Regions from separate parts of the Homo sapiens genome. Here region 1 is linked to region 2. A link is an interaction called in ENCODE POLR2A ChIA-PET data of the cell type or tissue named here. Cell type or tissue: OCI-LY7. All regions are shown on one strand. Links, peaks and the distances in the headings refer to the core of each region. The heading gives the core; the rest is flanking DNA.

The links. Peaks named below come from ENCODE experiments on the same cell type or tissue, not always from the same donor. Only the 100,000 strongest peaks of a DNase experiment are listed, where the experiment ranks them.
Region 1: POLR2A ChIA-PET joins it to region 2 with 8 read pairs; 11 of 35 experiments call an interaction of 5 or more read pairs at or near these places.

The regions. Positions count from the first base shown.
Region 1 is chr17:16,292,135-16,297,516 of GRCh38, forward strand. All of the region lies in intron 2 of PIGL (phosphatidylinositol glycan anchor biosynthesis class L), which reads left to right. Among named protein-coding and RNA genes, the nearest start is that of MIR1288, 13 kb to the left of the region's middle. In OCI-LY7, for the core only: no CTCF peak of the experiment used is centred there; no DNase peak of the experiment used is centred there.
Region 2 is chr17:16,196,735-16,202,116 of GRCh38, forward strand. All of the region lies in intron 1 of NCOR1 (nuclear receptor corepressor 1), which reads right to left. Among named protein-coding and RNA genes, the nearest start is that of NCOR1, 16 kb to the right of the region's middle. In OCI-LY7, for the core only: no CTCF peak of the experiment used is centred there; a DNase peak (open chromatin) is centred at 2,527; H3K4me3 peaks cover 829 bases; H3K27ac peaks cover 558 bases.

The DNA of each region.
Region 1 (5,382 bases), core at 95-5,094, 95 kb after region 2:
AGCGATCTTCCTGCCTCAGCCTCCTGAGTAGCTGGGATTACAGGCACGCACCACCACACCCAGCTAATTTTTTGATTTTTAGTAGAGATGTGCTTCACCGTGTTGGCCAGGCTGGTCTCGATTTCCTGATGTCAGGTGATCCACCCGCCTCAGCCTCCTAAAGTGCCAGCACCAATGTGCCCGGCTGGAATGGAGCTCTTAATATAAATTGTACTTATTAGTTTTTCGTTTCAGCCTATAAAATGTACAAATCTTTCTCTTTAAAAAAAAAAAAACACTCCTTTGATGCTGTATGCCTTGCAAGTTAACACACTTTCCATCTACTCTTCATAGCAGAGTTCTTACAAGAGAGATCCACGCATGTGCTTTTCATTTCACCATTGACTCAGAAGTTACATTTATGATTTTATCACAAAGAAATATTGAGAGAGGCATACAGAGTTATGGATAAGGATGCTCATTACAACCTTTTTACAATACTAAAAAATTGGAAACAACCTAAATAATTGATGATAGGGAGGCTTTAAAAAATTATGGCATCTATAAATGAGAATTTGGCTTTGCTGCAAATAGCAGATGACCCACAATAACTGTGGTAGGAGGAGGGATGCTATCTGGGACCGTGTGATGGCTCACTCCCCAGAGTCCTTGCAGCTTGGTTTCCTCCTTTTTCATTACTCTACTCTGTCTGGCTTCATACCTAAGATTACTTCACAGACCAAGAGGGCTTCTCCTGTTCTAGTTATCAGCAAGAGGGACTAGACAAAGAAAACTGGGGCAACTATCATTCACCAACTGTCTCTTAAGGAAGCATCCAAAAACTGACTTACATGTTTATCTAGGGTAGAATTGTTACTATATTAGAGAAGACAGAAACTATGCTTGGACCCAGGCCTTGAGCTGATTAGGGTTGAACTTTAGGCAAAGAACAACTCAGATAGTTAGTCTAAAAGGAGTTTTTTCTACATTTATCTGTTTGAAATTTCCCAGCATCAAATTTTATATTTTCCTATATTGAGGGGAAGGGGCCCCATTAGGATATTTTGCCCTTTTGCCCAATGTATACACTTTTTAACCCATAATCTGTTTTATAAAATTGCAATCTTTCGGCCTGGCGCAGTGGCTCACGCCTGTAATCCCAGCACTTTGGAAGGCCAAGGTGGGTGGATCACGAGGTCAGGAGATCCAGTCCATCCTGGCTAACACGGTGAAACCCCGTCTCTACTAAAAATCCAAAAACAAACTTAGCCGGGTGTGGTGGCGGGCGCCTGTAGTCCCAGCTACTCGGGTGGCTGAGGCAGGAGAATGGCGTGAAGCCAGGAGGCGGAGGTTGCAGTGAGCCGAGATCGCACCACTGCACTCCAGCCTGGGTGACAGAAGGAGACTCCGTCTCAAAAAAGAAAAAAAAATTGCAATCTTTCAAACATCTTGCTTACATGCATCAGCCCCCAGTGGCTGGTATAATTCCCTTTGGTTCATCCAAATATAGAGTACTTCTGTCAAGCAACTAGTGCTTGTTAAACCCCCTAACACACTTCCTTGCATAGGGTAGAAGCACAATTACTTATTGTTTATTTATTTTAAAAAATTGTTCATTGACTTGAGTTGTACCATGTACCACCTAAGAAATAGAAGAATAAGGCACAGGCCTAGTCTTATATTTTAAGTTTAGCTAAAGAGACACACAAAACAACAGAAAATAATAGAATACTATTCAAATCAGGTACGAAGTGGGGTAGTCTAAGCTATAGTTGGTAGAGGAGTTCAGTGAAGGTTTCTAAATACAAGGAAGGTGTGTAGTAAAGAATTTGGCCTTGTCCAATGAGAGATCTGGTCTCTCATTGGCTTTTGGGAGGTTATCTGTGTCATACCTGATAGCAGTGTCTTTGCTCTGTGAGGGAAGCTCACTTGGAGAAAGGCTCACAGGAACAGGTGTTGCTCCACGCCTTTCTTTTAGTGGCTCCACCCCCTGATAGTGGGTGAGATCAATCATTTGCTTATGACACAGTCCTAGACTTAAGAGTTGGAAGGACTCTCAGGCAGTCATCAGGTGCATCCCAGAATTATTTTATCTTTACTGATGATGCAGCTCCTGCCAGGTCACATGGAAAGCAGGGGAGCTAGAACTCGGGTTCTGTGTCATCCTACCCCATGTTCTCTCTGCCACATCACATTGCCTGCTCGTGACACTGGACCACTGTAATCATGGACGGTACTCTGTCCCTGAGCTTCTGGGGTGAAACTGGCTATTAACCCTTGCCATGTCTCCCTTCCCTGAGCCTTGAATCCTGCTTGCCCTGTGGTGCCCCCATGTCCCCCAGTACGGTTCTCCCCGCTGCCCTCTATAACCAAGCACCTGGCAGGTTATTGCTTTTCCATAAAGCTGGAAAACTCTTAGACAGTGAGAGGCAGGTGGCCAGACTGCTGCTGTCCTTTGAAGGTTTAGGGCCAAGACTGAGCAGCAATTGAAAGTATCCATTGAACACCTGCTGTGAGTAAGACATCGCCTCTATCTTAAGCCTTTGCTCTATTCCAATGGAAACTACAGTTTCCAGGCTCCCATGTCCATTGGCTTCTGGAGGGGTTTGACCAGTAGATGGCAATGATGGATGACTAGGAGGTAGCAGAGGGAAGAACCAGGTATTTCCCCCATCCTCCACCCTAAGTGGCATGTCCATCAGCAGGTTGGTGTTTTCCCTGACATCTAGCTAGTTCTCCTGACATCTAGTTCCCACCACTGCTCCCCTTCCATGGCTCTGCTGTCCCCTATCTTAGAGGTGGTGGTGCCCTTCTGCTGTGGCCAGTCTCTGCGTTGTTTCACTGTTTCCTGTTTGGCCTCTCAGCTCTTCCCATACAGTGGGTAAACAGGTCTCTATATTAAATTCCTTCTGAAATACCTGGTGGTCTCCATTTTCTTGGTTAGACCTTGACTGATTAATGGCTCATGTAACATCCGTCCATCGGGGGACTTATGATAGGTTGGAGAGTCAAGAATTAAATATATGCAGCCTGTAATCCCAGCACTTTGGGAGGCTGAGGCGGGCGGATCATCTGAGGTCAGGAGTTCTAGACCAGCCTGGCCAACATGGTGAAACCCTGTCTGTACTGAAAATACAAAAACTAGCCAGGCATGGTGGCGCACGCCTGTAATCCCGATTACTGACAGGCTGAGGCAGGAGAATCGCTTGAACCCAGGTGGCGGAGGTTGCAGTGAGCTGAGATCATGCCACTGCACTCCAACCTAGGTGACAGAGCAAGACTCCGTCTCAAAAAAAAAAAAAAAAGTATATATATATATGTATGTAAAATACTAGTAAAATAAAATGTAGAGATTCCATACATGTACTAAAAATCACTGAGTTATTAGCTGGGCTTGGTGGCTCACACCTGTAATCTCAGCTACTTGGGAGGCTGAGGTGGGAGGATCACTTGAGCCTGGAAGTCAAGGCTCCAGTGAGCTGTGATTGTACCACCGCATTCCAGCCTGGGTGACAGAGCAAGACTCTGTCTCAAAAAAATAAATTATCAGCCAGGTGTGGTGGCTCACGCCTGTACTCCCAGCACTTTGGGAGGCCAAGGTGGGTGGATCACGAGGTCAGGAGTTTGAGACCAGCCTGGCCAATATGGTGAAACCCTGTCTCTACTAAAAATACAAAATTAGCTGGGCATGGTGGCACATGCCTGTAATCCCAGCTACTCGGGAAGCTGAGGCAAGAGAATCACTTGAACCGGGGAGGCAGAGGTTGCAGTGAGCTAGGATGGTGCCATTGCATTCCAGCCTAGGCAACAAGACCGAAACACCATCTCAAAAATAAATAAATAAAATAAAATATTCAGGAGAAAAAATGAAAAATGAAGAGTGAGTAGATTAGACTAGTGATCTCCAAACATTTTTATCACACTCCCCTAATGGCAAGAAACAACATTTGAGCTTGCACCTCCATATTTATGTACTTATTTATTCAAACTGTGTACATGTTAAACCCTGTTGGTATATGATGCCTTATAAAATAGCTACAAAATATAAATGTAAACAGAAAAACAGGTAAATAGAAGTCCTGGTGATTCATTGCTTTACCTCAATGAGTCATCTTACACATCTCCTGTGGTGCCTACCCCACTTTGAAATCATAAACCGCTTGTAGAAGTGGCCATCAAAGAGCTCTGCAAGGGACTGCAAGAAAGAAGGACTGGGGGCCAGGTGCAGTGGCTCACACCTGTAATCCCAGCACTTTGGGAGACTGAGGTGGGCGGATCACAAGGTCAGGAGTTTGAGACCAGCCTGGCCAATATGGTGAAACCCCGTCTTTACTAAAAATACAAAAATTAGCTGAGCATGGTGGCAGGTGTCTGTAGTCCCAGCTACTGGGGAGGCTGAGGCAGGAGAATCCCTTGAACCTGGGAGGCGGAGGTTGCAGTGAGCTGAGATTGCTCCACTGCACTCCAGCCTGGGCAACAGAGTGAGACTCCATCTCAAAAAAAAAAAAGAAAAAAGAAAGAAAGACTGGGGAGTTCTTTCTTTTTTTTTTAAAGGAGGGTTTAAATTAGGCTAATGCAGCAATAACAGCCACACTTTTGATGTTTACACATTTCTTTACAGTTCTTGAAGTCTCGCTCTGTTGCCCAGGCTGGAGTGCAGTGGCACGGTCTCGGCTGACTGCAAGCTCCACCTCCCAGGTTCACACCACTCTCCTGCCTCAGCCTCCCAAGTAGCTGGGACTACAGGCGCCCGCCACCACGCCCGGCTAATTTTTTTTTTGTATTTTTAGTAGAGATGGGGTTTCACCGTGTTAGCCAGGATGGTCTCAATCTCCTGACCTCGTGATCCGCCCGCCTCGGCCTCCCAAAGTGCTGGGATTACAGGCGTGAGCCACCGTTCCGGCCCTTTTTACAGTTCTTAAATGCTTTCTGACCTGTGTTATCTCATTGACTCTTTCAAATAATGAGAAAGGAAGTGAATCAAAATAGGAGATAGATTGGGGAAAACTTGAACGTGTGACCAAGAGGAGTTTGGACTTGATCATAAAAGTAATGATGCTTTATCAGATGTGTCACATCACAGAGCAGATATTTACAGTCCAAAGTCCCTCCCTAAATGATTGGCCTCACCCACAATGACTGGGTGGAGCCACCGAAAGAAAGGCATGGAGCAACACTTCTTCCTGCATCGCCCCTCAAAAGAGCAGATCCCAGTTCTCTGAAGATAAATGGAAGGCAGCCATGAACTTCCCCCTCTTTGAGGTTTATCTTTCAGCACCTTAGCACCTCAGAACAACAGAGAATTAGTAGGCTTAGCCTACTATCCTCCTATCCTTTCTCTCGTGTGCTAAAGTTCCATACAATATTACTGGTGTATTCCCTCTCCAAAATGATGCCTTAATA
Region 2 (5,382 bases), core at 119-5,118:
GAATGGCGTGAACCCGGGAGGCGGAGCTTGCCGTGAGCCAAGATCGGGCCACTGCATGCCAGCCTGGGCAACAGAGCAAGACTCTGTCTCAAAAAAAAAAAAAAAAGAAAAGAAAAAAAAAAGAAAAAAATAATTAGTCAGGCATGGCGGTACACACCCATGGTCCCAGCTACCTGGGAGGCTGAAGCAGGAGGATCACTTGAGCCCAGGAGGTCAAGACTGCAGTGAGCCGTGATTGTGCCACTGCACTCCAGCCTGGGTGATACAATGAAACTCTGACTCAAAAAATAAAAGAAAAACGTATAGAAAGAACTTTAAGGCCGGGCGCGGTGGCTCACGCACTTTAGGAGGCCAGCGCAGGCAGATCACGAGGTCAGGAGTTCAAGGACAGCCTGGCCAGCATGGTGAAACCTGGTCTCTACTAAAGATACAAAAAATTAGCCACGCATGGTGGCGCGTGCCTGTAAACCCAGCTGCTCGGGAGGCTGAGGCAGGAGAATCACTTGAAGCTGAGAGGCAGAGGTTGCAGTGAGCCAAGATGGCACCACTGCACTCCAGCCTGGGTGAGGGGTCCAGACTCCGTCTCCAAAAAAAAAAAAAGAACTTTAAAAACTATGTGGTACCATGTAATATATAAATATTTTAAATAAATATACCATCCTCCTCCTGATGTCATGTTTCCTGCTGTTGTGAAAGCTGACCAGGAGAAGAGTCAGAAGACTGACCAGCTGACCCTCAGCCTGTTTTTTCCCTGCTCCCTTCCTGAGGCATGGAGATCAGCAAATCTTAAGGATTGTAAGGTTGAGATTACCCAACTAACACTGATTTGACAGGTGAGAAATCTGAAGATCAGAGAAAGTCAATAATTCCTCTAATATCACAAAATTGTGGCAAAATGGGAAAAACTAATGTTTTCTGCAATGCTTTGCAGCTTTCTCAGCAAGCAGTGAACTAGGAGGAGCTGAGATGTTCAGTGAGAGCACACATTAAAACCACCTGAGGAGCTTTCTCCTCATCCATACACCTGCAACTGCTCCAGGTGGAAGGGGAAAAGCCAGCATGTGGCATCGTGAGGAGGGTTGATCTTTTTGGAAATAAATATTATATGTAGGACTTAAGAAAAAGTACCGCAGAATATAAAGCGAAAAATCTCCTCGCCCTTCTTCTCCAGCTGCTACCCAGTTACACTCCCAGAAGGCAACCAAAGTTACTAGTTTCTAGAGTGTCCTTTAGAAATATCCTACACATACATACACTCACACTTTTTCCCCTATGTAAATGGTGGCATACTAGAAACACACTGTTCTGTATCTTGCTTTTATTACTTAATACATCTTGGTTGGCCAGGCGCGGTGGCTCACACCTGTAATCCCAGCACTGTGGGAGGCCAAGGCGGGCGGATCACGAGGTCAGGAGATCGAGATCATCCTGGCTAACACGGTGAAACCCCATCTCTACTAAAAATACAAAAAAATTAGCCAAGCATGGTGGCGGGCGCCTGTAGTTCCAGCTACTCAGGAGGCTGAGGCGGGAGAATGGCATGAACCCAGGAGGCAGAGCTTGCAGTGAGCCGAGATTGCGCCACTACCCTCTAGCCTGGGCAACAGAGTGAGACTCCGTCTCAAAAAAAAAAAAAAAAAAAAACATCTTGGCAATTATTCTCATCAATTTATGGTTCTTTCTATTGCTAAACAGTATTTCTCTATATGGGCCGGGTGCGGTGGCTCACACCTGTAATCCCAGCACTTTGGGAGGCTGAGGCGGGTGGATCACCTGAGGTTGAGAGTTCGAGACCAGCCTGACCAACATGGTGAAACCCCGTCTCTACTGAAAATATAAAAATTAGCCAGGCGTGGTGGCACATGCCTGTAATCCCAGCTACTCGAGAGGCTGAGGCAGGAGAATCGCTTGAACCCAAGAGGCAGAGGTTGCGGTGAGCCGAGATCGTGCCATTGCACTCCAGCCTGGGCAACAAGAGTGAAACTCTGTCAAAAAAAAAAAAAAAAGAGTATTTCACTATATGAACATTCATGCATTTTGTAAAAGTTTTCCAACTAATTCTGATCTGCTGTCCTAAAACATGCTTTAAGTTATCTATCTCTGCACTCTCCTCCCAACTCAGATATCCCAAATAAATAAAGCTATAAATGGAATGAAGAGGCAAAAAAAAAGATTTTAACCCAGGGTCATCCAATTTTTTTCTAACAGTGGCCTAAATGATTAGAAACCCATGAGGTACAATTTTTTAATGCACATTGTTTAACTTTCAGCTATGGTGAGTCCTGAGTTCAACAATTACACTCAATGTCACTCAAAGTCACAAGTTAAGTGACTTGTCCATTTTTTCCCTCATCTCAGTAATCCTTCCTTGTCCGTTTTGTGGTATGACTTTAGTGAAGTTTAACTTTATTATCTCAAAAAAAAAAAAAGTCAGTTTTCTTTAAAAGTACTATCCGCCCAATACAGAAGGAAAAAAAAAAAAACACACACACACACACACACACACACACTAGCAAAATCAGGAAATTAGCCCCTACTAGCATACAAATTTACAGGTCAAAGCAAGCCCTTCCTGTCCTCGCATGAACTGCAGCCTGGAGACCACGACAACCTCCTTCCTCAAAACTTATCCATGAGATACACGGCAACAGTGCTCAGATTTTGTTTTTTAACCAGAATGTTTTCCTCAAAAGTCTTAAATGAAAGCTAAATGTACAAAAGATACAATGGAGAAACATTCCGATCTAGTAAGAATGGGAGACCTAGGATTCATCTTTTCAGTCTCCCCCTGCCCTTTCCCATCCTTCCCTCCACCCTTCACTCTAGTCCTGGCTCACTAAGATACCTCGGCAGAATACTTTACATTTGAAACCCACTGAAATAAAAGAATCTAGTTTAAAGTTCAGACTGAAGGGGAAGGGAGCACCTTAAGTGGCAGTATCAAATTATAATTTCAGTTCTTAGCACCAAAACTCATTAACTCAGGGTAGTTACATGGTTGACTCATGAACTGAAAAAATTCTACGAATTGTTTAAGAAATCTGATCGAGATTTTATAAGCAACTTCCTCATCTCTTAAATATCAACATATAATGTTTTAGGATGGGAATAATATAGTAATAATTATATGTCACTGTCATAAAAGACAACAGCACTTCTAACTGAATTATACAGATAAACCCAGAACTAGCCTCTTATATATTGCAAACAGGTAATACAATATTGCAAAATGAAATTGATCTATTTAAGTTCCTTTTTAAATCCTCTCATATTAAATAAACGCACACATATTTACTCAACAGGAAAATCTTGCAACAACAAAATTTCAAATACTATCCTGCCAAAAAAAAAAGCAATTTTTCCTCTCAGCAGGAACTCCTGGCTTTTGGCCCACAATTTTTGCATAACCAAAATGTGTTATGCAAAGGTGTTCAAGGTGGCCTAAGCTATCTTGGAAAAAAAGCTAAAAATGGCCAGGCACAGTGGCTCACACCTGTAATCCCAGCACTTTGGGAAGCCAAGGCCGGCGGATCACAAGGTCAGGAGATCAAGACCATCCTGGCCAACGTGGTAAAACTCCATCTCTACTAAAACACACCCACAAAAAAAAAAATTAGCCGGACATGGTGGTGCACACCTATAGTCCCAGCTACTCGAGAGGCTGAGGCAGGGGAATCGCTTGAATCTGGGAAGCGGAGGTTGTAGTGAGCTGGCATCGTGCCACTGCACTCCAGCTTGACAACAGAGCGAGACTCCATCTCAAAAAAAAAAAAAAAAAAAAAAAAAAGCTAAAAATATACTTCACTGTGGCAGGACTGCAGATGCCACTTCAGATGAGCAAGAATGAATCCACCAAGCGTCACAATAGAGGTGAAGCCTACATTTCACCAAAGCAGAAAAAGGATCCCACAAAATATGTAATTTTTACGTGATAAAATAATAAAACCTACTGATACAAAAGTATGGGGTAGGGCAATGCCTTTATGACATTCAAATGCTAAAATATTAGTTATTAAACTGAGGAAAATTAGGTCACACCAGTTCCCACAAAGCTGTCCAGCTCTACACCAATTCTAAAAGTATGTTAGGCAAGACAAAGCTAAGAAGGACCACCACCCTGGGCATCCCAACACCCAAAATCCTCCAACCTGGGGATAATTTAAAGAAAGCCGACCTCCTAAACTTATTACAGAGCCCAGCATGCAGGAGAGGAAAGACTAGAAATTATCTAAGTGAATTCTGTAATTTGTACAAGACCAGAGTGGTGCTATACTGTAATAAATTTTCTCTTGTAAAATAAACTAAAGCATTCTTCCCTTTGGGGGGAAAAAAAAGCTACTGCTTCTCAGCCTTTTGGTTAAGATCCAATCTGGGAGAATGCCATTAACAAGGTATTTTATTTGCAGCCTCTTTTGACATCATGACATCTTACTTAAAGACAGAGAAACAAATAGAAGCTAAAGAAAAAGCTTTTTAGTTAACCTATCCTACCTCTTATAAAGTATGATATTGAAAGAAAAATTTTAATAAGGATATAATTATTTGATAAATCTATGGGTACACATACTCAATAAGTAATTCTGGCCAGGCACAGTGGCTCACGCCTGTAATCCCAGCACTTTGGGAGGCCGAGGCAAGTGGATCACTAGAAGCCAAGAGTTTGAGACCAGCCTGGCCAAAAAAACAAAACCCCGTCTACACTAAAAATACAAAAACTAACCGGGCATGGTGACACATGTCTGTAATCCCAGCTACTCAGGAGGCTGAGCAAGAGAATCACTTGAACTCAGGAGGCAGAGGTTGCAGTGAGACAAGATCATGCCACTGCACTCCAGCCTGAGCAAGAGAACAAGACTCTATCTCAAAAAATAATAATAAATACATAATTCTTAAATGAAAGAAAAATGATGCTATTTTACCTCTACAAAAAGTGCTGTCCCAAGACAGCAGTACAATGTAACAATATCCAACTGAAAACTCTGTGGTATGTCGACACTACATTGAACTAATTCTCTGAACTGAACAACACTCACTCACTCACTCAACTTATAAGAACAAACATATTTCAAAGCCAGCCAAGCGCGGTGGCTCACGTCTGTAATCCCAGCACTTTGGGAGGCAGAGGCAGGTGGATCACTTGAGGTCAGGAGTTCAAGGCCAGTCTGGCCAACCTGGCAAAACCTCGTCTCTACTAAAAATACAAAAAATACGGCTGGGCGCGGTGGCTCACGCCTGTCATTCCAGCACTTTGGGAGGCTGAGGCAGGAGGATCATGAGGTCAAGAGTTCAAGACCAGCCTGACCAACATGTGAAACCCCATCTCTACCAAAAATACAAAAATTAGCGGGGCGTAGTGGCGCACGCCTGTAATCCCAGCTACTT